2 separate regions of the Homo sapiens genome follow, and region 1 is linked to region 2. A link is a loop called in an ENCODE intact Hi-C map of the cell type or tissue named here. Cell type or tissue: B cell. All regions are shown on one strand. Links, peaks and the distances in the headings refer to the core of each region. The heading gives the core; the rest is flanking DNA. Region 1 overlaps LRCH1 (leucine rich repeats and calponin homology domain containing 1). Region 2 overlaps LCP1 (lymphocyte cytosolic protein 1).

Evidence for each region. A loop is a pair of places that touch in the nucleus more often than their neighbours do. Peaks named below come from ENCODE experiments on the same cell type or tissue, not always from the same donor. Only the 100,000 strongest peaks of a DNase experiment are listed, where the experiment ranks them.
Region 1: a loop joins it to region 2, with 2.5 times the contacts of the local background. A loop is called at or near these places in 2 of 110 quality-filtered maps.

The regions. Positions count from the first base shown.
Region 1 is chr13:46,586,002-46,602,616 of GRCh38, reverse strand. All of the region lies in intron 1 of LRCH1 (leucine rich repeats and calponin homology domain containing 1), which reads right to left. Among named protein-coding and RNA genes, the nearest start is that of LRCH1, 41 kb to the right of the region's middle. RefSeq lists a silencer at 7,181-7,230. In B cell, for the core only: no CTCF peak of the experiment used is centred there; DNase peaks (open chromatin) are centred at 6,646, 6,816 and 7,306; H3K4me3 peaks cover 1,685 bases; H3K27ac peaks cover 1,962 bases.
Region 2 is chr13:46,162,719-46,179,333 of GRCh38, reverse strand. The region is part of intron 1 of LCP1 (lymphocyte cytosolic protein 1); the gene reads left to right. It also overlaps the pseudogene RN7SL288P. Among named protein-coding and RNA genes, the nearest start is that of LCP1, 11 kb to the left of the region's middle. RefSeq lists enhancers at 2,347-2,406, 6,807-6,856. In B cell, for the core only: no CTCF peak of the experiment used is centred there; DNase peaks (open chromatin) are centred at 1,485 and 2,323; H3K4me3 peaks cover 2,500 bases; H3K27ac peaks cover 2,500 bases.

The DNA.
Region 1 (16,615 bases), core at 6,352-8,851, 420 kb before region 2:
GCACTTTCTGGGTACTAGCCATTGTGCTAAGAGCTTTGCATAAATTTATCTCAGTCAAGCCTCACCACGTCCCTATGAGTTTTTTTAAATCCCCAATTTAATTTCATAGTTAGGCTAAATCTGCAAGAAGTTAAATAGCTTTTTCTAGACTACAGACACAGTAAACAGCAGGGGGCTGATTTAGATCCACTGCAGACTGACCCAAAAGCCATGTTCTTCACCCTGAATGGATTACCTGTCCCCAATTAAGCACGTGTTCTGGGTGGTAATCATGACACAGGAAGCAGAGGCATAAACTATTCCAGGAAACTCACTTAAATTTCTCTGGTCTTCAGTTACACAACGAAGCTACATCATCTTCAAAGATCCTTCTAATGTCCAAAAATTCAAGCTTTATTCTAGCGGAACCAAAAATTCCTCAGGGTCAGCTATACATAGTTGCATTAATCTACTTGACACCTTTGAGGCTTAGAGAAGTTAAGTGGTTTCCTCAAGGTTACCAAGCTAGAATGGAAAGAGATGAGATTCAAATTCTGATCTTTCAAATCCATGTCCTGGAAGTCACCTTTAAACCATAGCTGGATCTATGATCTTTAATTTATATGACAACGTTGCAAGTCAGTAGACATAAAAACATTCAGGTTACAAATCCAACTACTGAACACAGGCTATTAATTCTTAGGTTTATTAAACAAGCTCTTTTCTCCTAATAAAGAGAAAGCAGCTACAAAGTCCAACTCAGTCACTGGATATCAAGAGTTAGGCAGCGGCGTGGGTACTATGATACAAGCCCAGCCTATATTCCTAACACCCCAGGCATTGCGACTCCATAACCCCCTACGAAAAACAGCCTGGTCCTACGTGATCATGACTGGGTAAAAAGAAACCCAACAGAGCAGGGCTTGGAAGGTGATTGGGCAGCAGGCCACTTAAACATTGCTATGGAAATATAATTAGTCTTATTAACCTAATTCATTTAGGGTTTTGTGATACTTCAGAGGGAGCTGAGCCCCACCTGGATTTAAAAGAATTTGATGAAAAAATTCAGATTACAAGAGGACATTGAACTAACCTCAAGGGACCAGTCACTCAACCTTTAAAATCACCTATGTACCTATGATCTATGAAATAATGACTAGTCATTCTCCTCTATTCATTAAGACAACTTTTTAAAAAACTTATAATCTTATCTTTCCTTCATTTAAAGAACTTTTTCCTGCAATTTGCCTCAAACATAAGTTTTTACACACAACAGTCTCTACCCTCTAAGCAAGTTACCCCTCAGGTCATTCCACACAGTCTGCACATCTCTTTCTATACATGCTTTGCTGTTTTCTGTAGGGAGGAGAAGAGGGACAGTGAAGAGAGGACCAGAGCCAAGGCTGATGCATATTCTCCACACAAGGAATCATGCTGCGGGCTCTGAGGAATAAAAAGAAAAACAAAACCGGCCCTGCCCTCAAAGCATCCATGAGGTAGGTGATGTTGTGCTAGTCTAAGTGACAATGGAGACCAATGGGCCTGAGCCCTTTAACGGATAGGGTGGGTTGGCTTGTGATTCCCATACTGCTGAGTTCCCCAAAGTATAGATCTGATTCTATGGAACATTCAACCTGCTCAGCAAGCCCCATTTCCCAAGGAGCAGCTGCCTGTAAAGGTGAAACTGAGTAACTGAATACACAACCAGAGCTAACATGACTTTGACAATCAAATTGCTTTAAAGCGCTAACAGAATCATAGCAATAGGCCATCAGTCATGAGCAGAAAAGCTGACTGTTGCTAAAGAGCATGAACGACAAAGTTCTGTGACACCAGTGCTCAGTATTTGTTAAACTGCATGATGAAATAATGTGAGTCATAAAATCAATTCAATGAACAGTATTTTATGTAAATTAAATGGAAACACATATCCTTAGCAGTAACTGTAAACATCTGCAACTTGCAACAAATACTTCAGGTTCTGTGTGTGTGTGTGTGTGTGTGTGTGTGTGTGTGTGTAAATCTGGTCAGGATGTAAAAAAACTGTAAAACATATTTCTTACTGGGTGTCTTAATTTTAAAAGTTTGAAAAACACTGTCTTAGGCTCAGCAGTAAATTCAGTTTTGAATAACTGCAGCCAAAGGGAACAGCAATTAGGACCATGACCCAAGGAAAGGCAAACAAAAGTGAATAAAAATAAATACTTCCTTAGAAGGACTGACCATACGGTTCACAGTCTTGACCCTAACTCTGTTATTCTTGGCTTGAAATAATCCAGCCATCTGAGAAAACGACTGCAAAATACCTGAAAGATTTCAAGTGCAGGTGTCTGCAAGGCACACACCAAAAAAACAAATAACACCAGACTCTGAAAGACAGGAAGCCACCATTCCCAAACCATAAAGACATTGTGAGAATAAAAATGTTTATGTTACTATGTTAAAAAGCCTGGCCGGGTGTGGTGGCTCACGCCTGTAATCCCAGCACTATGGGAGGCCTGAGGCGGGTGGATCACCTGAGGCCAGGAGTTCAAGACCAGCCTGGCCAACATGGTGAAACCCTGTCTCTACTGAAAATACAAAAATTAGCTGGGTGCTATTTTTTAATACAACAAAGCTATTTTTTAAGTAAGCTATTTTTAAAATAAAAAAATTAAGATCGGTGGCGTGAGCCACCGCACATGGCCAAATACCTTTAGTTTTGAAAGGGCTAAAGAGTTAACACAGGAGAGGGCTAATACATTTACCCTACATGTTTTCCAATCCCATTACGTATCTCCATAACAAATAACCTGAACTGTCTTCATGGTCATTGATTCATTCATTTAACAAAAATGAACTGAGCACCTACTAGGCTGTGGCCACAGTTCTAAGGTAACATAAGGTAAATTGATTCTATATTATTTGTTTCTACCTACATAATTGAGGGGCTAGAAACATGGAAAATGCAAATATTTCTGAAATAAAACTACTACTAATAAATGCTACTAAGTTTAATAATAAAATACTACTAAGTTTAATCATAAGACTATCACTGATGGCCAAAATTTCTTGACATTGTAATAGTTCTTCAACAATATTATTTAGTCATAATTATCAGTCAGCTACCAAAAAAAATGAAAGTAACAAATGTTGGCAAGGATGTGGAGAAACTGGAACCCCTGTGTACTGTGGGTGGGAATGTAAAATGGTGGAACCACCATGGAAAACATTATGGCAGATCCTCAAAAAAATTAAAAATAAAGTTACCGTCTGATCCAGCAATTCTACTTCTGAGTATACAACAACAAAAAAAAATTGAAAACAGGGTCTCAAAGAGATATTTGCAAACCCACGTTCATGGCAGCATTATTCACAATAGTCAAATTGTGGAAGCAACCCAAATGTTCATTGACAGAAGAATGGATAAACAAAATGTGGTGTATACATGCAATTAAATATTAATCAGCCTTAAGAAGGAAGGAAATTCTGACACCTGCTACAGTATGGATGGACCTTAAGGACATTATATAATGCTAAGTAAAATCAGCCAATACTAAAAAGACAAATACTCTATGCTTCTATTTATATAAGGTACCTAGGGTAGTCAAATTCATAGAGATGGAAAACAGAATGGTGGTTTCCAGGGGCTGAGCTGGAGAGAGGGAGATGAAGAGTCATTTAATGGTACAGAGTTTCAGTTTTGCAAGATGAAAAGAGCTCTGGAGACTGTGCGACAATGTGAATATGTAACTGCACACTTAAAAACAGTCAAGATGGTAAGTTTATGTGTATTTTGCAATTATAAAAAATATATATCAGACAGTGTTTACCTTCGGGGTTTTTATACCATAGAGCATTGCCCATGGTTCTGGATGCGAAGAACAACTTCTCAAGGATCCTGTGTAAGTTGAATCCAGGCTTTGCAGCAGCCTAAGCATTTCCCTTACCGAAAGCCCATCCCGGAAGTTCTGACTCTAATTCATTGTCTAACCAAATAGCCTTGCAAAACCATTTCCTCAAAACCCAGAGCAAGGCTATTTTGTTTGTGTTCTTTTTTTTTTGTTGTTGTTAGTGGTGAAACTACAAAAGTTACAGAAAGTATAGAAAGATGGACAACTTTTCCCCTTAAATTTATTGAAATTAAATTTTATTTACCCTGTAGAATGTTATCTTGAAATTGAATTGTTTTTTCTTGAACCTACAGAATATCATGCATACAAATGTAAAATTTCTATAAATCTGCAAGCGTCTTTTCCCCCGAGACAAGCAAGTTCCTGTGTTGCCTATTTTTATACCAATTGTACACTAAACTGGGGCACCCTGGCTGCAAGAGGGCCAGACAAAACTGCCCCAGGGCTGCTCAAAAGAGGCCATTTTGCACATAAAGAAATAGTGTTGTTTCTGGAACTTCTAGAGGAAAGAGTACATACGCTGTATGCCAATTTACTCAGAAAATGCCTCAGAAACCATGGAGTTTAAACTCTATTGTCATTTTATTGGGTGCCCGCCACCTTGACCGGCTAATTTTTGTATTTTTAGTAGAGACAGGGTTTCATCATGTTGGCCAGGCTAGTCTTGAACTCCTTACCTCAGGTGATCTGCCTGCCTCGGCCTCCCAAAGTGCTGGGATTACAGGCATGAGCCACCGCACTCAGCCCACACAGTGATCCTTGTTATTCATGATGGTAGTTCTGTCTATGAAGTTGCCTTGAACACCGCCATAGGAAATACTAATCCTTAGCTTCTGGGGGAAACACAGGGTTAGGTTCCTGCAAGCCTCTGGTCACAAAATTTTCATCAACCAACTTATAACGTCATTTTATGTGTGTTTCTGTTTTTTAAAAAAAAAATGGCTTATTTGATCTAAGTTGTTGGTTCATTGACACTAAACTCACAGCCAACAGCACTAAAGCCCATGCCTGAAGAAAGCTTAGCTAACACATGTATTTTTCCCTATAAGGCACATCACAGCCTTCTTGCACTTAAAAACACTGGACAGGGCCAGGCGCGGTGGTTCACGCCTGTAATCCCAGCACTTTGGGAGGCCAAGGCTGGTGGATCACCTGAGGTCAGGAGTTCAAGTCCAGCCTGTTCGACATGGTGAAACCCTGTCTCTACTAAAAATATAAAAATTAGCCGGGCGTGGTGGCTGATGCCTGTAACCCCAGCTACTTGAGAGGCTGAGGCAGGAGAATTGCTTGAACCCGGGAGGCGGAAGTTGCAGTGAGCCAAGATCAAGCCACTGCACTCCAGCCTGGGCGACAAGAGTAAGACTCCATCTAAAAAAAAAAAAAGTCCTACTGGACAGTTCTTTAGCCCTATATTTGGGGAGCCATTTTAAACAGTGAAATCACCAAGAAAAAGCCCAAAAATGCAGAAGACATGGCACTGAATTGTCTGCATCCAGGACACTCGTTTACAGTATGAGAACTGAGGCAAGAAGGCAGAGTGTCACCTTGTTCAACCTCCACCGGGTACGTGTACCTTGAGCTACTCAAATTTTTTTGCTGCTCTGTACATATCCACCAATGACCACAAAGAGTCCTCACGGATGGATTTGGGGCTTACAAATACATTTTAGCAAGTAGGCCAATTTCACAGATACAGAATTCTCAAAGATTGAGGATCGACTGTATTAACCCATTTGGGAATTTTCTTAGACCTAAACTTAGAGTAATAGATAGGAAGTCTATTCAAACCTTTCTGGGGGAAACTTTTAAAAGGTCACTTGAAAATTCAAGGGCTCTGAGCTACATACATAGAGCACTAGTTACTATCTTCCTGGGGTGGTGAAAATGTCCTCTTCACTCCCCCAAATTCAGCAGGCAAAATGCTGGGCAAATGATCGATTGCCATGGACCTAGCCATGTTGACTACCAGCATCTACCACCTGCGTAACTTTGCGTGACTTTGATCCAATCGCAAGCTGTTCCTCTACCCATGACGGGATTTCCCACAGTCTCCAGAAGGCACTTCCTGAAAATCATTCCCTTTGTCTATTCATGCCTTTAACATGTCATCTCAATGTAGCTTCAAGTTAGAATTCACTGACATTCTTTCATATTCTAACAAAGATGTCTCTGTTCCAAGATCGCTATTTCATTTCCAGATATATGCTAAGATAAAATTCAAAATTTAAAAAATGCCCAATTTTTCCAATTTGCTATTCATAGCAGCACCAAGTGTCTTAAATCATAAAAATGGAAACATCTGACAGACATACTGCAACTACAAGATCCTTATAAAGTAACACATGATTTTTTTTATCTCCCTGGAGAAGTAAAGATGCTTTGATTTATAGTCATGATCAGACTGTACCAAAACATGCTGCCTCCTTGAAGCAGGTAATATTTAGGGCTGCAATACAAGCTTTCCTCGGTGTTCATTAGGATCACAGTGTTTCTTCAGAGCTGCAGGAAACATTCAAAATTCACCAGCCCTTTATCTATTAGAAGAGATAAGCACTCAAGATGTGTTCCCAGGGAAAAAAACATTTTTGATCATGTCAACTCCCTCATCTATGATAACCATCCAAACCTCAGCTCCTCCTCCTTTCCTTTGAAACTAAAATAGGAAGCACTGGCATGAAAAACTTCTGCTTTTTAAAGTCTCAAAACTGGTTACTTGTATTTAAAAGCCTTTTTGCCTGTTTAAAACTAAAAACACTTTTACACCTTCATTAAAGTTATGACCGATGTGTTTAATTTTAAAGACATAGCTGCCATTCTTAATTACTTCCTCTACCTTTAACATCCCTGTCTTACATAAAATATTCAAAAAAAAAAAAACAATGTGAGGCCGTGCTTTGGATTCCATGTGGCCAATTTCACTCTGTGGCAGTTGCCAGCAGAACTCCACATCTAGAACAACCAGTATGTGCCTAAGGCCTTTCCTGTTCTTTTTGTTTCCTTGAGTTTATTCCTGTCAGGTGTAAGCACTCCAGAAATGTAGAATTATGACATAGGAACTCACACTGAGTCATAGCTGGAACTCATCTCTTCTGAGTTCACAATTAAAAACAAATGAAATCTAAAATTACATTGAAAACATAAAGGTAGATGGAAGTTTAAAGTGCAGATGTGGCTTCAGCCCCAGCTGGATATGCTCAGGGGGGAACAGATGTCAGTAATAAACCTAGGAGAGCTACAAAAGTTAGCTTATATCCATCACCAAGTGAAAATGCTGACGTACATATAAAACTGTGCCCTGCCTGCTTTCCTACCCAGTCTGAGTGTGCAATATGGAAACAGCCTGGAAAAGAACCCAGAAACCCTGTGGAGATGCAGAGCAGGTCTGCCACATCAGCGGTGAGGAAGTCACTTACTGCATGGTCGGGGTAGGCTAGCCATGCAGCACCATCAGGAAAGGTATGGTTTCTTCTAACACTTGGCACCTGGCCTATGCATCCTCTAAGTTCACCAAAGAAAGAAAACACATAATCTGCGGTTACATTCATTAAAGTCTGCCACAGGAGAATAGGGTTCTCGATGGGTATGGGGAGATGACAGAACAAAACTATAAATGACCAGGAATGGAATAAAATTAAACCTAAAGTGACCAGGGCAAAAAGCAAACCCCAGAATGATCATCATGGTATTAATAATTACATAAAGACTATAAACTCAGAAGAAGCTAGGAGAACACCCAGAGCCTGAAAGTTGGAGAAGGTTATAGCTGCCACACTCTTTAGATGAAGTTCATTTATGAGACTTTCTTTATATAGCCTGTATAGTTACATAAACTAGAGTCAATCAGGTTTTTCTAAACTGCGCTCTTGTTACTAGATCTTATTACAGTCTTCACATTTCAGAGCTAAATTAAAAAAACACACACATTTAGCCATATGTTTTCTATGGAAAGCACTAACCATACATTTGAAAATGAGGGTGACTTTCTTTTTTGTATTTTGCAGCCAGGATATTTTATTCACCAAAATTAAGCGAAGCAGTTCCTACTTATGAACTCATATGAACTAATTCAGCCCCGTCAAATCGAGAAACTTTAAATATTAAATTCTACTGTACAATCTCAGCTGGAAGTCATCTCTCTCTCCACCAACCTTCCAGGGCACTTGGCACCTATCCTATAATGCAAACATTCTGTGTAGCTCAAGGAGGTGGCCTGATTTGGTGCATTCAACAGTGGCTAGAGGTCTAAGCCTCTTTGCTTCTGCAGGGAGACAAAGAAAAATCATTTACTATTTTGCAAAGATCGCTTCATTGAATTTTCTTGGGGTCAATAGCCCTTAGCAGAAAACAAGTATTCCACACTTGTTCTATAAGGTTCTAGGAGGTTCTTACAAACCTCATCAGCAAGTAGTATTTTTTACATAACTTGCTATTAGCTTGGAAATTTACTACAGTCTCTGTTTATTTTCTTCAGTTGTTAAATATGTACTTTTTTTTTTTTTTTCACTGAGATTAAAAGAGGAGTCCAGGCAAAACAGTAAGAACATGGGTAAGAAATGGAAAGACAATAAATGTCTTGACTTGTTTTCGGGACTCAGACTGCCTAGGCTTAAATGCCTGCAATGTCACTCCCTGGCTCTCTGTTCTTGGCAAGTTACTTCACTTCCCAGGCACCTGGTACCCACCTCTCAGGGAACCTGGTATCTATCCTATGATGCAAACATTCTCTAGTTCAAGGAGATGGCCTGATTAGGTGCATTCAACAGTGGCTATAGACCTAAGACTCTATCAACTTAAAATTAGTTTTATAGAGGAAATGATACCTGATAAAAGGACACAGGAAAGAAGAAAAAAAGTTCATTTTTTCTTCTATATCATTATTTGTGGTCCAACTTCACCAAAGCTACCACAACAGACAAATAATGAAATCAGATCAGAGTGAGTTTAGAATTCAGAAAAGCAGAAGAAACTGACAGAGATTGGGAGTCTCCCTGGAATGGATGTAGTGGTGGCACCAGCCTCATCAGGACCTGGCGATCAGAAGGATGGATCCCGCCTGGGCCAGCCTATCAGCAAGCAGCTGGAACGAAGGGGCATGCCGCAAACTCACAGACCTGCCCACGGTTAACTAGGCAGCCACTCTCGCCAACACACAGAACAAATTTACTCAAAACATATCCTCACTCTCTGAGATTGTGGTTTATTCAGATCACGTCAGATCGTGGTGACGTTTCACTAAAGTCACTTTGATTTATCCTGGTTCTAAAATTCAGTGTCTCTCTGTGTAGGCTCTTTGATTACTGCCTTTGTATTCTCCAGCACGACCGAATCAGCTACTAGGTATTGGGATTCCTAGAAATGTTTGAAGAATGGCATGTCCCAGTTAACCACTGACTAGAAAAACCAAATTTGTCTAGTCAATTCAGGATTCAGATGTCAAATGGACAAAAAAAAAAAAAAAAAAGGAAAGAAAGAAAGAAAAAACCTCTTAAGGAAAAACTTTTTTTTTATTTCAAGTCTTGTTGAAAAATGTTTGAAAATACACTGATGAACTTTAGTACTGAGTAAATGGAAGTACTGAACATCACTTAATACTTTTTGATGATTCAAAGCCTACACTTCCATAGGGTTTCAAAACAGCTATAAATACAGGGCTAGTAATCCAAAGGAGGATATTACTCCCAGTTTAAAGGCAAGCAGGAAAGGCTACATTGGGGCAGAGGCTGGGACCCGTGTCCTGAAGGGACATGGGGATTTGAACAGGTGGAGACTGTAGAGGGAAGGGACATAGGAGGACAGGTGGTAAGGGAATTTTAGGTAGAGAAACCTCACAAACTTACAGAAGCCATAAACCCAAAATCATGGTCTATATTGATTTTTAATACCAATGCGAGAATGAAGGGATCTATCAGTCTAAAGAGGTAAGACGGGGCCAGATCACACAACAAACTAAGGAGTTTTGCCCAGAAGCAGCCAGGAATCACCAAACATTCTTCAGCTCAAAGAACAGAGACTGGGAAGAGGATGACATGATCAAATGAGTGATTAGGTATGATAGAGCTGGCAGAAATGTATATGAAGTGGGTAACACTAAGTACCATTTAAAACATACTTTTTAAGTGCTTCACATATTTTACCAATTTAATCTCATTTTACAGATAAGAAATTGAGACCAAGGAATTAAACAGGTTTTTCCAGATCAGTGACTCCAGCATTCTCTAATAATGGCCATAGAGAACCAGTGAAGAAAACCTTGTTTTCTTTAAAGGACTTAGCACCATGTGTGGGACAGAGGAAGTGCTCATATAATTGTTAGTTCCCTTACTTGCCCTTGCCTATTATGGGCTGAAAAGGAGAAATCCAGGAGCTAAAAGGATGGGAATGCCACAGTGGCATATTTCACTGGGGCACTATCACAAGCCTTACAGTTTTGGGGGCCATAAGCAGTTAACTTGGGATGTTGTCTCCTGAAAATTGTTGCCTATAAGCTGTGGCTGACTCTGACTCAGGAATACTCCTGTTTTGAACAAAAATGATCAATCCAAAGTCAGGAGACCATGATTCCTCATTAATGGAGTCCTCCACGAGGCGCCGTACCTTAAAAAGCTGCCCAACTGTTCCTTCCAGTGGAAAGATGGTAGGGGCTCAGCATTGCAATCCTATGTTCAAAATGAGGACTTGAGCTACGGAATGCGTTGCTGGATGAGAAGTTCTGCCTATGCTGACAGTTTTAAAACAATACTCTATTTTTGATTCCAATACCATATGATACTAGGGAAGCCTTGAAAACCAGAAACATTTTTCACCCAAGTCCACGGCAAAGTTCAAGAATGACTCCATGGCTAATACTTAGGTTGCAAATCGATAAATGAGCTCCTCTCGGATCCAATGAATTGAATTGAAAAATAAAACTATAATTACAGTAGGAAGAGTGCAATAAAAGATGAAAACCCAGGCTCCAAGCCCCTATTTTTCTTTTGTTCAAAACACCATTATTGGTTTCAAATATGCTTGTCTGTCAACAGGGGTTAGTATCCTATTTGCCTAAAGGCAAGAGGCTTGATCTGATGGTTTTCTAGGGCCCCTTCCTGGTCTAAGAACTCTAATCTAATGTGGTTTTACTAAACCCAGAGCTCTCCAAAATCATGACTTTCGTCTTAATTGCCTGCAGGAACCTGGGGGTTACCCTCAAGCTCTCACTGAATAAATGATACCTAAAGTAAATGCTGAAAACTGCCTTTCCTATTTATGAAGTGCGTATTCAGAATAATATTTCTTTTTTCTTCAAATTTGATTAAAGTAGCCATTCCATTATGCCTTTTCATAAGGGAGTCACATTGAAGTCATAAAAATGTTACTGGAATCATTTTCATTCCAACAAATTAGATATTAATGAGGGTTTATCCTTACAATTGAAGAAAGGAACTAATTCATTAGGAAAATGAGTAACACATATATATGCTTATCAAGGGACCCTAAAAGAAATACTTTCATATGAAAGATGTGTTTTTATATCCTAAAATTATTTCCAACATTTGGTATGGAGCCAAGGCAATTCAGTAACTTTGCCATTTATAGCAAAGTTTAGGCCAAGTTGCGGGGCACACAAAAAAGTATACTTGCTTGACAATTTAAGTCCATAGGGCCAATCTGAATGTCCAGGCAGGAAGGGACTTTGTCTCACCGATATTCTGAGCTCTTTGAAAATGAAGGAGAGTCCCTATATTTCCACAGGTGTATAGCTCGCAGAGAACTTACAGGGGGAAAAAAAAAAGCCATAAGCAATGAAAAATAAAGTTCAGAGAAGAAACATCTCAGCTCCTAAAAGAGAAATCGAAAAGAAAAAAGAAAAGGACAGTCACTGATATACAGACCTATCTTCTCACTTCACTTGGGAATATATGAAGACTAGAAGGGAGTGAAAGTAGCTAAACTAGGGAAGAGAAAGAAGGTGAATCCATTCACCATTTGAGAAAACATCTGCCTGCCAAGCATAGACAATTCAGTTGTGGATCCAGAAAATTCCTTTCCCCATCAAATTTAAGATGAGACTTTTATTTATTTATTATTTTATTTTATTTTTGAGATAGGGTCTTGCTCTGTTATCCAGGCTGCAGTGTAGTGCTGCAATCATGGCTCACTGCAGCCTCAAACTCCTGGGCTCAAGTGATCCTCCTGCCTTAGCCTCCTAAAGGGCTGAGATTACAGGTGTGAGCCACCACGCCTGGCCAAGAAGAGAGTTTTAAATGTTAATAAATTGGCCTGTGATAACACTGAATTATATTGGGTTTCAAGAAATCACAAAAAAAGCAACACCTCCCTGCTGTCAGCAGCTCATAGAATGGTGGGCTAGACATAAACGTATACAAGGAAATTGCCACATTGTAAGAAAATGTCCTATTAGTGGCACATACTCATGGCCATGGAAGAGCAAAGAAGAGGAGATAGAAAGAGATAGGGTGAAGGGGGGAGGACAGGAAACCCAGTCAACTTTTAGTTCATGTCTTTTAAAATAAGGAAGAGACTCTAATCAGAAGTTGACAAGTGTCACCTTCCAATATTGTGACTTTCTCAATATCACAGAGGCCAGGGTTTTAAGAAAAATCACTCTGCGAAGATGACACTGACTTTTTCTTAATCTCCTCTACCTCATCTTCCCAAAAAAGATTAACTGAACTAATAAACTCCAAACTTCTGGCCTAACTTCCAGTTTACAGGAAATCATGAATGAGAGAAACTGAACAGCCTCAACAGGAAACAATCAGACACATCCTCCATGTGGGATGTCCTCCAAGGCAAGTGGCCTGGTCTCTTTCTAAAGTCAATGTCAAAAAAAAAAAAAAAAAATCCCAGGCACAGTGGCTTACACTTGTAATCCCAGCACTTTGTGAAGCCAAGGCCATTGGATCACCTGAGGTCAGGAGTTCGAGACCAGCCTAACCAATGTGGTAAAACCCTGTCTCTACTAAAAATACAAAAATTAGCTGGGCGTGTTGGTGGGCACAAGTAATCCCACCTACTCGGAAGGCTGAGACAGGAGAATCACTTGAACCCAGGAGGCGGAGGTTACAGTGAGCCAATATAGCACCATTGCCCTCCAGCCTGGGTGACAAGAGCAAAACGCCATCTCAAAAAAAAAAAAAAAAAAAAAAAAGTGAGAGAACTGTTCTAGATGCTAGATTAAACATAAAAGAGTTTAGGACTACAATATGAATTGCAATGCATGAGCACTGTGTATCTGAATTTAGGAAGAAAAAATCGCCATAAAAGACAATTTGGAGACAACTAGATAAATTTAAATATGGACTGGATACCAGATATAATGAGAAAATTATCGTTCATTTTTCATATTTTGAAATGTTAGTGTCTTTATGTACGAGAATGCCCTTACTATTAGGAAACAGATGCTCAAGAACTTAGGCCAGGCACAGTGGCTCATGCCTATAATCTGAATACTTGGGAGGCTGAGGCAGGAGGATCACTTGAGTCTGAGACCAGCCTGGGCAACATGGTAAGATTTCTCTCTATAGAAATAAAATTAAAATTAGCCAGGTGTGGTGGCATGTGCCTATAGTTCCAGCTACTTGGGAGGCTGAGGTGGGAGGATTAGTTGAGCCCAGAAGTTCGAGGCTGCAGTGAGCTATGATTGCACCACTGCCCTCCAGCCTGGGTGACATAGTGAGACCCTGCCTTAAAAAATATATAGAGAGAGAGGGTAAGCATCATGACATCTCCTTACCCTGATTAATCTCAAACTGTTCAGCAAAAAACATATATATATATATACACACATCCGCATACCTTCACATACACATATACACACACAAATAGAGAAAGCAAATGCAGGCTGGGCACGGTTGCTCACACCTATAATCCCAACACTTTGGGAGGCCAAGGCAGGCAGATCACCTGAGATCAGGAGTTCGAGACCAGCCTGGCCAACATGGCAAAACCCCGTCTCTACTAAATATACAAAAAAGTTAGCTGGATGTAGTGGCGGGCGCCTGTAATCCCAGCTACTCGGGAGGCTAAGGCAGGAGAATCACTTGAACCCGAGAGGCGGGGGTTGCAGTGAACGGAGATGGCGCCACTGCATTCCAGCCTGGGTGACAGAGCGAGATGACTGTCTCAAAAAAAAAAAAAAAAAAAAAGACAGAGAGAGAGAAACGAAATACAGCACCATGTTAATTAATTAATTTAGGTAGTAGATATACAGATGTGCTATGCTACATAAATTCTTCAATTTTTCCACATTTAACATTTTATACAATAAAAAGCTGGAGGAAGGGATGAAATTCTACTAAGACCTTAAACATATAAAAAGAAAGTAAGTACATCTATAAGGAAATTTAAAGGAGTAAACAAGCAAAGTTACGCCTTATTTACCATGTGAGTAGCAAAGACATCTAATCAGGCTAATAGGTTACTTATTTATCTCTGAAAACGGCTACCACTTTCAGTATCTCAGATTTGTAGGGGTTTTCTACTATAATCTATCCCAGATTGACTATGTAAATAAAAAATATTTTATTACTTCAGATGAGAGCGAAACTGTATGCTTCTGCTTTTCATGCTTTGGTGCACAGCATGTTATAAATATAAATGACTCCAAGATAAGTCAGTCAGGAAAGATCAAATAACTCAGTGTTTTTACAATTCTGTCAGAGATATATGACTGGATTTACCCATTAGGGAGAAATACAGCCTAGAGTTTGCACATTCCTCTGATTTTTCTCATATTAAATTATATTTAAATATTCCCATAATGCTAATAGTCTTAGCCCCAGCATCCCTTACATACTCTATGGTACCACAATGAAATGGAAACCGTAAGAATAATTTCAGCAATTGGGAGGAGGATGCAGAGATTATTAATTTCATACACTGTGTATAATAAGTGCTATATGAATTTTCACTGTTTCTCACAGCTCCTCTAACCCATGCTAAGATTATAATTTCAAGTCTATATCACCACAGATGTTAACAACAATAGATTTATTTCAGCTTTTCACCAACAAAACCAGACCAGGGGCATTTAATGAAGTTCATCTCCAAAAGTTTATTATACAACAACAGAAATAACAATAAGCTACTCTGTAATTTGTCTCTAAGTCCTAACTAACCATGACCGTTAAAAGAAGCATTTACTAAAAAGAGACTCGTTCATCAATTCAGGACAACTGAAATTTTCCTGACTCAAACACTTCCTCTTAGGCATCCACAATTATGTTCCAGTACTCTTGCTAAGAAACTCTATTAAGTTTTTTCTGATACCTTCTTCTTTCACATACACGTAGCATTATCAAAAGTGTCCTGAAAGGCGGTCTAATCTGCCTTAATTTGTCAGTGCCAAAAATCAGTTCCCAGGCCTCAACATTTGTCACTTAATCAGTACTATTGTTTGCACACTCTATTTGTAATGCAACTTATCAGGCTCTTGCAGATGGCATACAACGTATGCCATTCCATTGGCTGAAGAAAGTGTGCCACATATACAGTCAAAGACAAAGAGGGCACCTAAGGCCAACTCTCCACTCTTCTCTAGAATCAGGGCTAATGGAAATAAGAGATTTCACCCTGAACAACTAGTGTCTGTAGGGTGCTATTTTTACATCATTTACAACTCAAGCAACTTGGATTGGTAAAGAAAGGTCCAGATTTATTAAGTCTCTTCTAGTATTTGTCATGAGCTAGTTGATCCTTAGCAAACCACACGGCATCTCCAGGGTCTAAGCCAGAAGCCACTCCTGAGGTCATTTAACGGCCAACTCCTTTTCCTGATTAAGACCCAGTGAGATTCACTGTCTCTGCTGCTAAAACTAAGACAAAATCCTGGGTGAAATGAACCGCATCTGTGCAAAATTCTAATAAACTTTCCTGCTTGGAAAGAACCAATGCCTGAGAAAGCTGCTCATGCCAGAAAAATACAGCCACACATCCCAGGACCTGATCCTGGCGCCTACCCCTCACTGTTAAAGCTGAAGTATCATTCCTTAACCCAGGGAGGGAACTCAATAAACATTAACTGAAGCTGGGCATGGTGGCTCACGCCTGTAATCCCAGCACTTTGAGAGGCTGAGGCCAGCGGATTGCTTTGAGCTCAGGAGTTTGAGACCAGCCTGGGCAACATGGCGAAACCCCATCTCTACTAAAAATACAACAATCAGTTGGGTGTTGGTGGCGTGTGCCTATAGTCCCAGCTATTCGGGAGGCTGAGGTGGGAGGATCCCTTGAGCCTGGGGAAGTGGAAGCTGCAGTGAGCTAAGATTGCACCTCTGCACTCCAGCCTGAGTGACAGAGGGAGACCCTGTCTCAAAAAACAAAAACAAAAACCTAACTGAATGAAAAAATGAATGATGCTCCCCTCAGCCTTGCTATGGCTGTTTCTGGCTGCCAACCACATGTGACAGGCAACCTCTGACCCCACATGTGGCCCTCTGTGAGACCTTCCTGGGCAACAACTATCATGCTTAATTCAGTAAAATGCGCCACCTCTGTGGTCAGACCCCCTGATCTTTCCCCTGCCTGTCATCCTTTCTTCCTCTCTCTCTTTCTTTTTGCAATCATTTACTTTGTGTCATCCAGGAGTTAGCTTTTTCTAGATGCTAGACTGGCAATAAACATGTTCCATTGCCATGTTCCTGGGGCTGGAAGCTGTGAAAAGAATGCACGAGGCTTTTAAAGTTATAAAACTCAAAACAAATTTTAAAATAAAACAAAAGTAAAAACCAATTTTAATGTGCATT
Region 2 (16,615 bases), core at 1,086-3,585:
TTATTAACTTAATATTTACTGAGTTTCCATTTATTGCTATGAATGAAGATGCAACAATAATATAATATTTTGCATTCTACCATGTTTCAGCTTTACCGAAGCCCTAGTCTCATTTTAGCTTCAAAGTATCATATAGACATTGACCTCAAGAAATTTAAAAAATTGTACAATGACTAACAAACAGGGAAAATTACAATCTCATTTTTTTAGTATAAATACATTGGTTGGGCCAAAACTTAGCTACCCTTGCCAAAACTATATACCCAATAATGGGCCTCTTTGATGACAAAGAACACAAGGGCAGTTGTTAACTTTTACTTAGTCACTTTGGATTATTCTCAGAAAATTCTCAAGTCAACTTCTCCTTGTTACCTAAAGAGTACAGGCCCTTCTGTGTATACAGGAGAGATGGCAAGCAACTTTTAAAATCAGCTTAGGTAAAATAAAATTAAGAAATCTGCTTATAAGGTTATACTTATGAAGAGTCAAACACTTATAAAATAAGATTATAAAGGCTTGGACTTTATTACTAATAGTAGATTTTATAGTAGAGTGACATTATTTCAGTTAATCTAATTTTCTTCCTAGTGTTTTTTTATCTGCTAGTTTCCCAACTTACAGATATCAAATGAAATGATACTATTTCATCTGTATACTGAACACTGCAGAAATAAACATTAGAATTAGGACACATCAAAATATAAAACTAATCAGTGTCCACAGATTTGAAGAGTTTCAAGTGTTCCTATTTTGCCAGATGGAAGCGCACTCCTTAAAAAAGTGTTAATGTTCTACAGGGTCTTCATTTTGAGGCTCTCGGAAGTCACCTCCTGATTAGATGTTGGTTTCCTAGGGATATCTCCCTATAGCTGCTGTGGCCGTGGTGTTCCCCAGATGGCATCTCCTTGTTGCTTTCCTCAGTTCCCTTCTGATCCAACTTCCTGCCTTATACTATTGACTGTTCCTGTTGTTTTGGTTTGTCAGTTTCAATGCTTACATCAGTCTGCCCAGAAATTGCATAACTGCTCCATCTTGTAAGATATCGGTGGGGGATGGGGGGGAGTGGAAGGCGCTTCAATTAATCATCCTAATAATAACGTTAATACTTACATTGAATCAGGTGTTTTTCTAAGTGCTTTAACCCTATGAAAGCATTTAGTTGTCATACAGTCCTGTGAGGTAGTGTCTGGTGTCCTCTTCATATTTGAAGGCAAGTTCATTCATTCACGTATTTTATTTAATTTTCTACAATTGGATCAATTTTGTCTTAACTGTTGAATTTCAAGGCAACTTCCTGGAATAAACAGGTAGCAAACCATGGTGCTTATTTGTAACTAAGCCCTCAAGTTGAGCTCAAATAATCATAATACTTCCCCAAATAAATGCATCTATATGATAAGTGCTTTTATAAACAAATTATTCTGTGTCATCATATCATCATCATCATCATTATCATCACCATCAGCAGCAGCAGCAGCAGCAACAGCATCAGTAGTCAGCCCCTCTGTACACTTGACTGAGTAGAAGTTGGTTGTTAACAATTACAGGCCTCTGCATGGGTCACAAAACATGATCTCCACCCTCAAAAACTTTAAAAGGTTCTTAGTCTTTTGTTTGTTTGTTTGTTTGTTTTTTGAGACAGAGTTTCACTCTGTCGCCCAGGCTGGAGTGCAGTGGCGCGATCTCGGCTCACTGAAACCTCTGCCTCCTGGCTCACCCAGGCTGGAGTACAGTTGCGTGATCTCGGCTTACTGAAACCTCCGCCTCCTGGGTTCAAGCGATTCTCCTGCCTCAGCCTCCCGAGTAGCTGGGACTACAGGCGCCCACCACCACGCCCGGCTAATTTTTTGTATTTTTAGTAGAGACGGGTTTCACCTTGTTAGCCAGGACGGTCTCGATCTCCTGACCTCGTGATCTGCCTGCCTCGGCCTCCCAAAGTGCTGGGATTACAGGCGTGAGCCACCGCGCCCGGCCTTTAAAGTTTAGAATAATTTTAGTCAAGTGGCATTCACATTTTCTAGTCTGTTGTGACTGATAGACATGAATAGATTAAACATTCTACTTTTTATACCCAAGTACACATATCTATGATTGTATAGTAATGGCCAAATATAAGTGTCCTAAAAACTGAGAAAGAATGAAACATTGCTTTAAATGTTAGTGGAAGAAGAGAGGTAAAAGTGAACCACTTACTGGGTTTAAGTAAGTTTTGCTCAACTTCAGAGCCATGGCTGTGTCAGCCCCACTTGCAAGTACAAGGAGCCTGTTACTCAAAGATGGTCAGTTGTTCTTTCTGGCGGAAGGAAAAGCTATGTTAAATTGGGGAACTAGCAAACCCACAGTTCTGTGGTTGCAGCATTGATTCTTATTTCAGCATCTGTTACATGGACAGAAGGGAGGGTCTCCCTCCCTCTCTCTCTCTCGCTCTCTCACACACACACACACACACACACACACAAATAAACACACATACACGGAAACACACACACACACTCACTCACACACTCCTTCTTGACTGGATAAGCTAAAGTGAAAAAGAGATTATGTTTTCCATAGCAGAAAAGCTGACACCAAATTCAGCAAGCAGATTAATTATGCATGTGAATTGCAATCTCCCAGATAATTTGCTTTCCTTCTTTTTCTGGTTGCACTTTCTAGAGGGAAGTGAATTAATGGAACAATTACCTTGTATTTAAATAATACCCTGCATTTTGTTTCCTCAGTCTGGTAGTAGTCACTAAAATTTATCCAAGCTATGTATCCAAATGTGTGAAGTAAAAGGATACACAAATGTTATTTGTATAAAATTTGCATATTTTCCCTATTCAGCATTCCTTAGGCAAAGTTTAAAATTAGAAGTGGATCTTTATTAACCTCAGGTGCAACTTTTTTTCCATAAAAACCTTTTATAATAATTCATGAGATTATAATAGATGTGTGTGCATTCAATATAGCTTCCATCCTGAAAATGTTTTTTCAGTTTTTATTTATTTTTAAATTGACATATAACGGTATGTATTTATGGGGTACCTAGTAATGTTTCAATACATACAATGTCTAGTGATGAGATCAGGGTAATCAGCATATCCATCATCTCAAACATTTTTTATTTCTTGTGCTGGAAACATTCAATCGCCTCTCTTCTAGCCATTTTAAAACTATGTACTGTTAACTATAGTTATCCTATAGTGCTATAGAACATGAGAGCTTATTCCTCCTGTCTAGCTATAATTTTGTATCTAAACAAATCTCTCCTATCCTCCACCTTCCCCCTACCCTTCCCAGCCTCTAGTAATCTCAGGTGTAACATTTAAAAAGTAGATCCTTTGTACCTCCTTGACATCATCTGCTCATATCACCCTCACCAGAAAGGCCAGCTTGAACAAAGAAGAGTGGGATATAAATTCTTTATAGAGAAAGCTAGGTAATAGGTGCAAAGTGGGAGTAAGGAAAAAAGAGAAGATCATGCCTGTAGTTTTGCACTGTTGAGCACTCTTTTGTCATCTTAAAAATGCGAACTGAACTTCCCCCACTGTTTCTAATGCTTTATAAACAGTTTTAAAGTTTCCCTTTGAAAATATGGAATATGGTAGGCACCTTGGAAAACTTTGGATTTTTTCCTTTTCTTGCTGTCATTCATGTTGGGACTGTTCCTCAAAATATCATGGATTCTGTTTCTTTTCTGTGACCACTGAGAATGACAGTTGTGATACTTCATCTACCTGGTGATGTTCACACAGTTTTTCTCCTCCCTCCGTACCCACCCTACTGTTCACTGCACGCAGTTCTTCCTCCAGTACCATATCTCCAGTACCAGTTCTTTAAAGCTGAGTGTCTGCAGCTCCCAGGCACAAAAGAGGCAAATGTGGTATAAAGAAAGGGGAGCAAAGGTAGAGACAGATTTGGATTTATATTCTGGGCTCTTGGTAAATGTGGAGGCTGAGCAAGTCTCTGGAGCCTCTGAAGTTCAGTTTCCTCATCTATAAAATCAGGCAAGTGCTATCTACTCGCTAGGTGTGATGTGGGTTATTTTCCCCTTCCATTTTCCCATGTTGTCGTCTAGGTAGATATGGAGCATATCTACTCCACCCAGCGTCACCACTGACTTACTGAGCCCCTAATATTTACTAGGCATCATGCCAAACGCTTGAAAGATAATTACTCTTTTATTTTCATACATAGCTAGGTAAAGTTGTTATTAATTATATCCTTATTCCAGATGACCAAGCTGAGGTTCAGGGAGGGTTAAGTGACTTGTCTGGGGTCACAGAACCAGTAACTGGCAGAGTCAAGATTCACACCTTTCCTCTCTCTCATTTTATGTTGGCAGTTTCTTAAAAGTATAATCCATGTCTATTTAAACTGTTTTGTATCTTCTAACATGATCCACTAGTTGCTTCCTGATAATATGTCTATATACTTTTTTGTGTTTCCATGATTATTGAATGATTATTTGTAATTCCACATTTTCTTTCTTTTTTCTTTTTTTTTTTTTTTTTGAAGATGGAGTTTTCGCTCTTGTTGCCCAGGCACAATCTTAGCTCACTGCAACTTCCGCCTACTGGGTTCAAGAGATTCTCCTGCCTCAGCCTCCTGAGTAGCTGGGATTACAGGCACACACCACCACGCTCAGCTAATGTTTTTGTATTTTTAGTAGAGACAGGGTTTCACCACATTGGCCAGGCTGGTCTTGAACTCCTGACCTCAGGCGATCCCCCTACTTCGGCCTCCCAAAGTTCTGGGATTACAAGTGTGAGTCACTGCACCCGGCCTATAATTCCACATGTTCTATCAGGAAGAGATCCCAAGTCTCCTTTTGTTAGGTCGGCTGGTATACCAAACATATTTGAGAAATAAATATAAATGCTTGAGGATTTTATGGTGGGAAGTCTTTAAAATAATAGCTGTGAAGATATTAGATTAGGCTATTTAGGCACTTAAAATTTTGATAAAAGAAATGTTATACATATTCCATTGTACGTTGGTATTGGTAAATATTTACCAACTAAACTGTAACTTTTAAAAAAAATGAAGATAAAGAGAGCCCATCAAATTAATACAAATTTCCTGTCTCAATTTATCTGTAACTTCTCCTTTTGTTTTTTTCTGCAAATAAGCTTGTCATTAGAGATTCTAAAATCCAAGAAGCCTATTGAGAATGAGATCACATTATTACAAATAAATAGAAGTTTCTGTTATCATTGCTTGTATACAAATGTCTGCTGTACATTGTCTCACTGTTTTTCAGCTCAGACTACAATGGTAAAAATGCCTGGAGAATTAGAGAGTGGAGAGGAGGTAGAGTGTAGTGCAGGATAACAGAATCAGTTCTGAGCATTGGTGCATCTGACAGAGAGGAGATGTTGCCCAGTGGTCCTCATCACAGATGCCCAGAGATCTCTTTTCTTTTCATGGCTCATAGTGTATGTGGTTGGGCTTTTCTTAAGATTGCTGTACATTTTTCCACTCTGGCCATACTTCCTCAACTGTTAGAAGGTACTTTCCACTGTCAGTACTCAGGCAAGGCAAAGCCCGGAGCCCCTTCACCACTCAGGATGAGCTAATACCAATGCTGTTGGCTTTGGGTTGGTATCATGTACCAGTTCTGCAATACCTGACTTCAAGGACTCCGAATAAGAAATGTGGTACCAAAGCCAAAATAAGCCAGACTGAGAACATTAAAACATAGAGCATGGATGTGAGATCTAGATTTACACCCACACAAAACACATAGTATACAACACAACTAATCTTTGCTTTTAAGTTGCGACTTGACAATATTTCCTACAGTTTATACTAGAAATTGGGATTTGTTCTCCAAGATAATTTTGCAAAAGTTCTAGTTCTTTTACATTTTCTTTTAACTTCCTCTGTTCCTTCCCTTTTCCTTCTTTCTTTCCTTCCTCTCTTCCTCTCTTTCTCCCTTCAGTCACCAGGCACTGTTGTATATATTTTAAACACTCTGTCTCACCTAATCCTAATGCTGCCCTATGAAATGAACGGTGTGATTGCATTATTAGCACCCCTTCTTTAAAGATGAAGAAACTGAGGCTCGGAAAATTTAAGTAACACATTCAAATACACACAGCAAAAAATAGTTGAGTCAGAAAATTCAGCATTTCACCATACCATGTCACTGCCTAGTTGATTCATTTTAAAAACAATATATAATGATCCTAATTTCATAAAGGAAGCGAGGAACATTAGCTTTTGTTTGGAATGCCTTTACATGGGTGTATCCCTGTATCCTAGATCCACACATCTAAGAAGTAAAGCACATTTCATGGACCGTGCATCTCAAAGGTTTTTTAAATAAAACTTTAGGTTCTTAAAATGCCAACTGACTTGTGTTTTTCCCACGCATTGCTTCGACCAAACTAAGACTCCAGAGGTTCCACTTACTTCTCTTTTTGGACCAGTCACTGACTTACTTTGAGACTTTGGGGAGTGACTTCACCCTCCAGGGCCCCTATTTCCCCATTCTAACATGTTCAGTTCCCTCCTGTCTTTGCAGTATTTTCTAAATGGGAGATAATGACATAAGGAGAAAGCTATGCACACACAAACCAAAATGGTTTCCGGGCAGAATTATTTTGTTGTTTGTATTCACATTACCTGTGGTGAGTGGAGTATAGCCTGCATCACCGAGGTTTTGCCTCTAGAAACAAGAGCTAGTGAGAACGAGCAGCACGCTGACACCACCTCACCAACCTCTCATCCTGGAGGTCTCCTCCTGCATCCCTGTCTGTAGCCACACCCAACCTGCCACAGCTTCCTGTGTGTGCTTTTGCTTTGCACTTTGTAGAGCTATTTTCTCTTTCTTTTCTTTTCTTTCTTCCTTTTTTTTAATGTAATGGAGCCTTGCTCTGTGGCCCAGACTGGAGTGCAATGGCGTGATCTCAGCTCACTGCAACCTCTGCCTCCCGGGTTCAAGTGATTCTCCTGCCTCAGCCTCATGAGTAGCTGGGATTACAGGCACCCATCACCATGCCTGGCTAATTTTTGTATTTTTAGTAGAGATGGGTTTTCACCATGTTGGCCAGGCTGGTTTTGAACTCCTGACCTCAGGTGATCCACCCATCTCAGCCTCCCAAAGTACAGGGATTACAGGCGTGAGCCACCATGCCTCGCCCTGCAGAGCTATTTTCTCTGCCTGAAATGCCCTTTTCTATTTTGTCTGTTTGGAAAACTACTGGTTCCCTAAGACTTAGCTCAGTGGGCAACATCACCTTCTCTGGAAAACCTTCTTTTGCCTTCCCAGGCAGAGTTAAATACAGTTGTTCCATGGTATCCACAGGGCACTGGTTCCAGTAACCCCCTCGGTACTAAAATCCATACATACTCAAGTCCTGCAGTCAGCCCTGTGGTACCCACATGTACGAAAAGTTGGCCCTTGGTCGCCCTGAGTTTCGCATTCTGCGAATACTTGTATTTTCCATCCACATTTGGTTGCAGATGCTGACCCTGAGGACAATGAGGGCTGACTGTATTGAAGAAAATTGCGTATAATTGGACGCACACCATTGAAACCTGTGTTGTTCATAGGTCCACTGCACTTCATTCTCTGTGCTCCTGTAGCTCCATGCAAATAATATCTTTAAAATATTCATATTAGTGTAGTCTTGCATTTGCGTGACTATTTTGTTTACTGGACTGTGTGCCCCTCAGGAGCAAGGATTCTCTGCTGTTCATCTTGGTATCTTTAGTACTTAGGACAAGGTATGTGCTTTATTAAATGTGAGTGAATGACTGAGGTGTGGAGGCCACGGGCAAAGAGGACCCTTTTCTCCACCAGTGGCAGGGGGGACACAGGCAGAAAAGATCAAGCCTGGTTGTGTTCTTGCTCTTCTTAATACTTCCTTTAAAGATGTTGAGAAACCGAAGACACATTTAGAACTTCCCTAAAGAGCCTAGGAAGGGCCCAGTCCTAAGTAAAACCTTGCAGAAATATGTGTTTCCCTAATTAACATGAGGTCAGAGCTTTGACCTTCAAGGGCAACCCCAAAGGATGGCAGGGAAACTCGAGATACAGGAATCCCATAGCCAGAAATGATAGGAAAGGCAGGAGGCCACTCCAGTTTATAGCTGTGCGACCCTGGGCCAGCTATTTAAACCTCAGTTTCCTCAAAGTGGGAATCATAGTAATACCCTATAGGATTGTGGTGAGAATTAAATGTGAATGCATGTAAAACATTTAGCACTGAGTTAACCACTCATTAATGTTAACGGCTATTATTACTGACCAACTGGTCTTTTCATTTGTTCTTTAGCTATTTGCCCTTTCTCTGACTCCAAATAGATAGGCTTTCTATAGAGAGAGCATGGAGTCTCTGATGAATGAAGAAAAAAACAGACTGATCTTTAAGCAATCTCCTACTGCTCTGTTGAAATCTAGGTCAAATGTCACTTCCTCTAGGGGGCCGCCTTTGGCTCTCCAGGGGAGAGCTATTTTTTCCCTCTTCCTGTGGATCTAAAAAGTTTCGCTGTATTCTAGTTACTGTGTCTCTCTCCCCTACTCAACAGGCCAAAGCCACGTCTGTGTGTTCTCAGCATCTAACACAGGACCTGGCATATAGTAGGTGTTTGGCAGATGTCTATTGAAGGAAGAAATTTACAAATGTATGAATTTTTTTAGTGACAGACATTTAGAATTACTGGGGGATGAATAGCATTGTTCAGATAGTGAGACGCAAATTACATGCAGGTAAATGCTAGCACCTATATTTCCAGCTTGCTCCTTGGTACACCGCATATGTGCATCCCAGGTGGGTTTGCCCCTCATTCAGTCACTGCTCTGTCTCCAAGGTTCCTTTCCCTCCCACCTCAGCAGCGCTCAGCTTACAAGCAGGCCCTACAGAGTTGGATAGAGACCCACTGCCAAGCATTACCGGCAGCCAGCAGGTTTTACAGCAACAGTGCCAAGAAGCCCAGCCTCAGGATCTGCAATCTCAGACAGAATCGCTTTTGCGGCTGGCAAGGTAGGGCTAGGCAGCAGGCACAGGTGCCATTTCACAGACTACCTCGGGCCAGCAGCTGCCCTTTAGACACCAAATTAACTCACCAAAGTTGTCTTTCCAGCAAAGTGGTTTAATGTGAATTTGAAGCATTTAGTAGCCTTGTTTTGGGTGTCTGTACCTTTCAGTGGATGGGATTGTCTAAGTATGTACACAAGAATATTATTGTTAAATTCCTCAAAGAAGGTGATAGGGGACTTTTCAAGTCCTGTATACCATTAGGTTATGGATTGTTTTGTTCATGTACACAGCTCATTTACTGAGTACCTCACATGGGCCAGACACTAATCTGCTAGGAGAGATGAATGGTAACAGGGACCACACTACAGAGATCTGGACCAAAGCTCAGAGGAAGGGCTCACTGATTCTCCCCAGCCTCCAGAACAGGATGCCTGAAACCATGATGATTGTTGCGATAAGTCTGAGGGTGTCATTTTATTATTGATCTATGAATTTGGCTGTCTTGTCTTTTGAACATTTCATCTCGTGGTGAGTTGTTTTAATTGGGTTTGCTCTTTGGTTGCTAAGGAAATTTGGAGGGCCTTAGTGCAAGGTCAAGAATCAATGTACAACAAGGTGTGGTGGTGCACGCCTGTAGTCCTAGCTACTTGGGAGGCTGAGGCAGGAGGGTGGCTTGAGTCCAGGAGTTCTGGGCTGTAGTGTGCCATGTCAATTGGGTGTCAGCACTAAGTTTGGCATCAATATGGGAGCAGGGGACCACTAGGTTGTTTAAGGAGGAGTGGGTGCACTGGCTCACACCAGAAATGGAGCAGGTCAAAACTCCTGTGCTGATCAGTAGTGGGATCACACCTGTGAAGAGCCACTGCACTCCTGCCTAGGCAACATAGTGAGATCTGTCTCTTTAAGGAAAAAAAATAGAATAAATGTATAGAGACAAATGCAGGGGGTAAGAATCATCGTGACCTAGAAGATGCCAGTGTACACAATATTTGTATGTGATTTGGCACATGTTAATTGCAGCCTAAACCTGAACAGTGCCTTTGCCATACCTAGAAAAATTCCCCTTCATGTACAAGAAACATACATGAAATTATATTCGTAAGACATTTGAAATCTTGGGGGATTGTTCTTACTATATGTGAAGAAGGTCTTAATTAAAGAGAAGAGTCCTATCTTAGGGTTTAAAACTTATTAAAGAGGAAAGAAGAGAAATAAGGAGGCCTGGACTCTGGTCCCAGCCACACCTCCAATAAGCTCTGTGATGTTAGGCATGTCCTTTAACTTGGGTGTCATTTCATGCCTCTGTGACAGGGGAGTGGCCAGATAGATCATCTCTAAGATCCCTCCACCTCTACATTCTATGACTGCTATTCTTACTACATTCATTCTATAAGGAAGTTGGCATAGACCCAGAAGATAGCAAAGAAAACTATGAAAGATTTGGAGAATAAGCCCTAAAAAAGCAGGTTACAAGAATATAAAGAGACCAAGGCATGTGATGGAATCTTTATGAATTGAACAGCTCCTGTTATTTCCTCTGAGAATAGCCCAAGAGAGACCTTCAATCGTATCAGAAAAGATTTAGGTTACAAAGTAGGGATATGAGACACCAGAGAGGTTGTAGGATTTCCTTATTTGGATATTTTTAACAAAATAGTAGATGACTCTCTTTCTGGGACAGTTTGAGTACCGTCTTGCCTAGAAACTAGGAGTGAACTGGATCAACGTGTCTTAAGCTGTGTGTGGTAACATCCCATAAAACAGGTCTCACGTGCTGCTCTGGGAACTTCCCTGATCTGTGCGGGGGCAGTCCAGCAGCTAGGCAGCTGAGCAGAGCGCATCTGCCTGGGGCCAGTGAGGAGAATGCATCTAGACAGAGCTTTTCGTGCTGCTGAGGTAAGAGCAGGAACACAGCCCCCCAGCCCCCAGGAGCGAGGCTGGGCTGGGAGCTGCCCACTCCCTCACTTGCTCCATTTCACAGAAGGCACCTCCGAGCCAAAGCTACAGCTGCTGATGGCGCCAGCAGCTATTTCTCAGCTCATTTGCAATACTTTCTAATCTAGCTCTAATTTGTATGTATACTTGTCAGCTACTGCATAGAATTTTGGAACTTTTAACATAGAACGGACTCCGCTTCTCAATTTATGAATGAGAAAACTGAGTCCCATAGAGGCAAGATGGAGCCTAAAGTTACACAGCCTAGGTCTCCTGACTGCCAAGCTTGGCACTTCCTTCTATTTCCTGCCAGTTATTTCCATTTTGATTTCTTTGGAGATGTTCAAGTATATTAATTGTCTCAATATCTTAATTGCCTGGGCTGCTTTAGGTATTTTATATTTTTATTTTTTTGATAAGCCTCTGTGCTAATTTCTTACACTTATCTAGTTTTATTTTTCCCTCAGAGCCTTGTGTTTAACCTTTTCACTTGTTCGTTTTTGATCGTCAGAACTCTTTTCATTGCATTAACTATTTCACAGTAAATTAGCTGTAATCCATGTGCTGCATTTGAAACTTGATATTTAACTGTGGGCTTCATGCCTGAAGCCCCTCACCAACCCCCTAGCAGCCAGGGCAGTACTTTGCATACAGACACATATATGGAGTGAAAGAATGAATGAATGGCATTTGATATCAAGGTAATAGTGCAATCATGGTTAAACAGCTAGCCCATAATATTCAATTTATTGAAAAGATGCATTTGGGGTACTCTGAGCTTTCAGTAGGGGAAAGTCTGGATCTTAAATTGCTTCTGGTAGAATGTGGGCTAAAGGGTAGCTGTAGAATTTAAAGATGTTAGTATCAGGAGCATCACTGTCTAAAGCTCAGGGAAGGAGAGAGATGCTAAGGCACAGAAAGGCCTCCCCAAGCCCCAGCCTGGAGTATCCCCTTTTCTTGCAGGAGGCTTGTTCTTGTGTCACACCCTTAATGGGATTGGGCAACTTGGTAGAAAACAGAGGTATCAGGAATGTACTAAGGGAGAGAAGGAAGGAATGAGAACTCCTTAGCTGGCGACAGAGCCAGGCTCTGTAAGATGTGCTACACAGCTTCAGAAGCCCCTCGGTGTAGTGGTCAAACCAGAGGTACCCAGAGCAATATGAGGTTGATGAAGTTTGGAGTAATCTGGATTGCTAGCTTCCCATAAGTGTTTATGTGGCCTGAGATAATAGTGTCAGAGGAGAGCCGTTGAGTCTCTCCTCCTGAATAGCCTTCCCCCTACCTTCCACCCTGTGGCATTTACATCAGAGCCTGCAGAGAGAAGAATTCTGTAGGCTTTGAGAGAATCCATGTATCTGCAGGGAGAAAAAGGACAATCTGGAGGAGATTCTGACTTGACAAAAAGATTCATCAGAGTCCCTTTAACTGGCCATCTGTTTTTAAGGCCATTTATAATTATTTGGTTTCTTAAAAACAAAGTCATTTTAAAATTATATTTTCTGAATCATCCTTTATGTAAAAGTTAGTCATATCTGTATCCATAGAGATATGATATCCCAAGAATATATAGTAAATTCCATATATTCGCAAAGTAAGATCTCCTACAGTGGTCTACTTTATAAAATGAAGGGGACAGGATTAAGTAAAAGCAATGTTTTTTCCTTAAATAGATTAATCTTGATGGCTTTTTAAAAATGTATGGGTATTTTATTTTGCTTCATAGTCCTACATATTTTATTTTTCGTTTCTTTAGTTGTCATAGTCTAATGCTAAAGCTTACAATATTAATGTTATTCTAGATGATGTGTTCTTTTGGATTACTGATTGTTCTTGAGATGTTTGGAAGTTGTATAATTTCCCCTCTGGAAATGTACTGAAATTTATTGAGGCAGAGCTAGGAACTTGAGTCCTGAGTGTCCGGTTTGACTTTAACTACTGAATCAAGTTGCAGGAAAAGTGGGGCACATTCAAAAGAGTCCCTTGGCAAGGTGATACCAGGTCACAGATGCCTCCCTGATCCTGGCAGGTTATATGATTCAGCATCAGTATATTGAATCAAAATACTGACTAGCCCAGCACTACCATCTTTCAGAAATGATTCCACCCCTTGAGCATCTCTCTCTAGACAGGTCACCTTTTCTAGCCTTTCTGCTTTTAATTATCAGTTATGAAACTCCCCAGAGAAAATTCCATTTACATTTTTACATTTACTTTAGAGGATGTTTTTTCTTCTGTAAATTCTGCAGCACTGTGTTCAAGAGTAAACTCCCACAAATTGTTTCTATATTCAGACTTTAGAGAACTTAAGTTCAGGTACTTTTATGATAACTCATCCTCAGAAATTCCCTTCGCTACTGACTTGGGAAATACCAGCACCCTTTAAGCAGAAACTCAAAACTCACTGATTTAAGAAATGAACAGGCTTTGTGGCTTTTGCAGTTTGAGGTGGGGCTTTTTTTTTCTTAAGGTTTTAAAAATAATATAATTTTTTAAAATGAACAACCAATGCTTTTTTTTTGGCCAACGTCTTGAGATTCTACAACTATTGATTTAATAAATTTAAGTGCTCTCACATGCACTCACACAAAAAACTAGCAGCCCAGACGTGACCTTGATGAATGAGTTGTCTTTTTATAATAGATTTTTGATTTGGGCAGTAATTCAGAAGGGGATTTCCCAGATTGACCACGGATTTGCAGAAGACCTGAAAATGGTTTGTGGCAGGGCATATTTAGATGATGTAGTCATTAAAAAGGGCCACACTCAATGCAGGAGCAGTCGGGCAGAGCTGAAGAAACCACTCACTTATACCTTGGAAGATACATGCTTTCTTTAGCCCCTCCTTTTAAGCTCCAGATGCCTCAGCATGCCCATTACTGCAGCAGTATCTGTATAGTTTGCTGCCTATATGGTGCCAGTAATTTGCAAACTAAAGCCATCACCAACTAATCTTACTTATATTACTTATTAATCTTATAATATTATCATAACCCATATTTTCAAATATGCGTGAATTAAAATGGGTGCATTTTTGTTTTTTTTTTGTTTTTGAAATGGGGTCTCGCTCTGTCACCCAGGTTGGAGTGCAGTGGCATGATCTCAGTTCACTGCAACCTCCGCTTCCTGGGTTCAAGTGATCCTCCCACCTCAGCCTCCCGAGTAGCTGGGATCACAGGCATGCACCACCACACCTAGATAATTTTTGTATTTTTGGTAGAGATGGGGTTTCACCATGTTGCCCAGGCTGGTCTCGAACACCTAAGCTCAAAGCAATCCGTGCACCTCGGCCTCCCAACATGTTGGGATCACAGGCATGAGCCACTGCACCTGGCTCAATGTCTTTCTTAAAAATGATCTGGTCTGCCTGTTTTTACACTAATTATGTCCTCTTCCTGCTGCTTTGCTTTGTGAAATTACTGCCCTTTGCACATTCAGTTTAATTACTTAAAGGTCTCTGCTCAGTTATGGACCTTAGGGGCCCTTTTAATGGTAACTCCATCCTTTTCCTGCTCTGCTCATCAGCACCTGCATTTACAAGCTCCAGCCTGGCATTGCCTTGAGAATTTGTACATGGATAAAACATTTCTTCTCATTAGAACTTCAGTTTCCTTATTTATAAAATGAGGACATTGTAATAAATTATTTATGAGGTTCCTTCTGTCTCCAAAAGTTAGGTTGTGTTTCCAGGATATGCTGCTCATGCTGATGGTAAAAGGGACTCTCTCCAGATATCTATTCATGTTTCTGCCCAACAACAACAAACAGTATCACAGCAATGTCAGTTGCTGATTATCCCTTCTCCACTTTACCTTTTAAACTAAGTTAATCCACTTCTCTTTTGCATTTGCTGTTAAATCACTGAAGCATTTTGGATTTTTTAAATTTAAAGGTGTTCTTGCTGTTTGACTTCTCTGAGTTTATCCTCTCCACTCATAAATCTCGTAGAAAAATATTGTTACAGATGCTCAAGGCTTTTCATCTTGACCTACCTGCTGTGGTTTAAAAATAATATGATTTTAAAATACATGTACTTTCTATGTCTTTTAAATGAATGGGCCACTGCAATTTTTATGGTAAAAAAAATTTCCCATTATACCATGATCTTTAGATATTTTTTAGATTTTCTTTTTTTACCCAACACTGTAATTGTTTTGTTTCTTCATTGGCCCTACTTGTGACACTTAGAATGTAGTCTTGTTCTCTGCTTCTACTTATATTTATCGCTAGCTGCTGATAGCGCTCTAAAATCTAACATTCTTGTGTCAAGGGATAAGGCCAGGTTTAGAGTCAGAGATCTTGTTTGTCCTCCTTACCTTTGACATTGTTCCATGCTTTCAGGATAACTAACTGGGTCAATATAGACGTGCTTACCTAAAATGAAGAATAGCACCTGGCTTATAGTAGGCATTCATAAAATATTTGTTAAATGAATGAATGTATCTTATAATCCCATAAACACCTATGAACCAAGAGGTCTTAAGACATTTAAAAACATGAAGGGCTGGACAGCCGGAGAGCTGGAGAGCCTTCTATTCATGCATATGTGGATATGGTAGAGGGTATAGAAGAGACCTAAGCCAAGTTAGTCACAAGGATTTAGCAAAGTATATTAATACAAAGTTCTATACTAATTCCTTAAAACAGAAGCCTTGATTTCTGAGCACAGGAAAGCAAAAGCTTTCTACTAGAATGACTGGACAAGCTCACTATATTGTAGTTTTAAAAATCTCCCATGGGGCTATCCATAGTCCATATACTTAATAACTCATTGTTTTTTTTTTTTTTTTTTTAATTGATCATTCTTGGGTGTTTCTCGCAGAGGGGGATTTGGCAGGGTCACAGGACAATAGTGGAGGGAAGGTCAGCAGATAAACAAGTGAACAAAGGTGTCTGGTTTTCCTAGGCAGAGGACCCTGCGGCCTTCCGCAGTGTTTGTGTCCCTGGGTACTTGAGATTAGGGAGTGGTGATGACTCTTAACGAGCATGCTGCCTTCAAGCATCTGTTTAACAAAGCACATCTGGCACCGCCCTTAATCCATTTAACCCTGAGTGGACACAGCACATGTTTCAGAGAGCACGGGGTTGGGGGTAAGGTTATAGATTAACAGCATCCCAAGGCAGAAGAATTTTTCTTAATACAGAACAAAATGGAGCCTCCTATGTCTACTTCTTTCTACACAGACACAGCAACAATCTGATTTCTCTATCTTTTCCCCACATTTCCCCCTTTTCTGTTCCACAAAACCGCCATTGTCATCCTGGCCCGTTCTCAATGAGCTGTTGGGTACACCTCCCAGACGGGGTGGCGGCCGGGCAGAGGGGCTCCTCACTTCTCAGAAGGGGCGGCAGGGCAGAGGCGCCCCCCACCTCCCTCCCGGACGGGGCGGCTGGCCGGGCGGGGGCTGCCCCCCACCTCCCTCCCCGACGGGGCGGCTGCCGGCTGGAGACGCTCCTCACTTCCCAGACGGGGTGGCTGCCAGGCGGAGGGGCGCCTCACTTTTCAGACAGGGCGGCTGCCGGGCGGAGGGGCTCCTCACTTCTCAGACGGGGCAGCCGTGCAGAGACGCTCCTCACCTCCCAGACGGGGTCGCGGCCGGGCAGAGGCGCTCCTCACATCCCAGACGGGGCGGCGGGGCAGAGGCGCTCCCCACATCTCAGACGATGGGCGGCCAGGCAGAGACGCTCCTCACTTCCCGGAAGGGGTG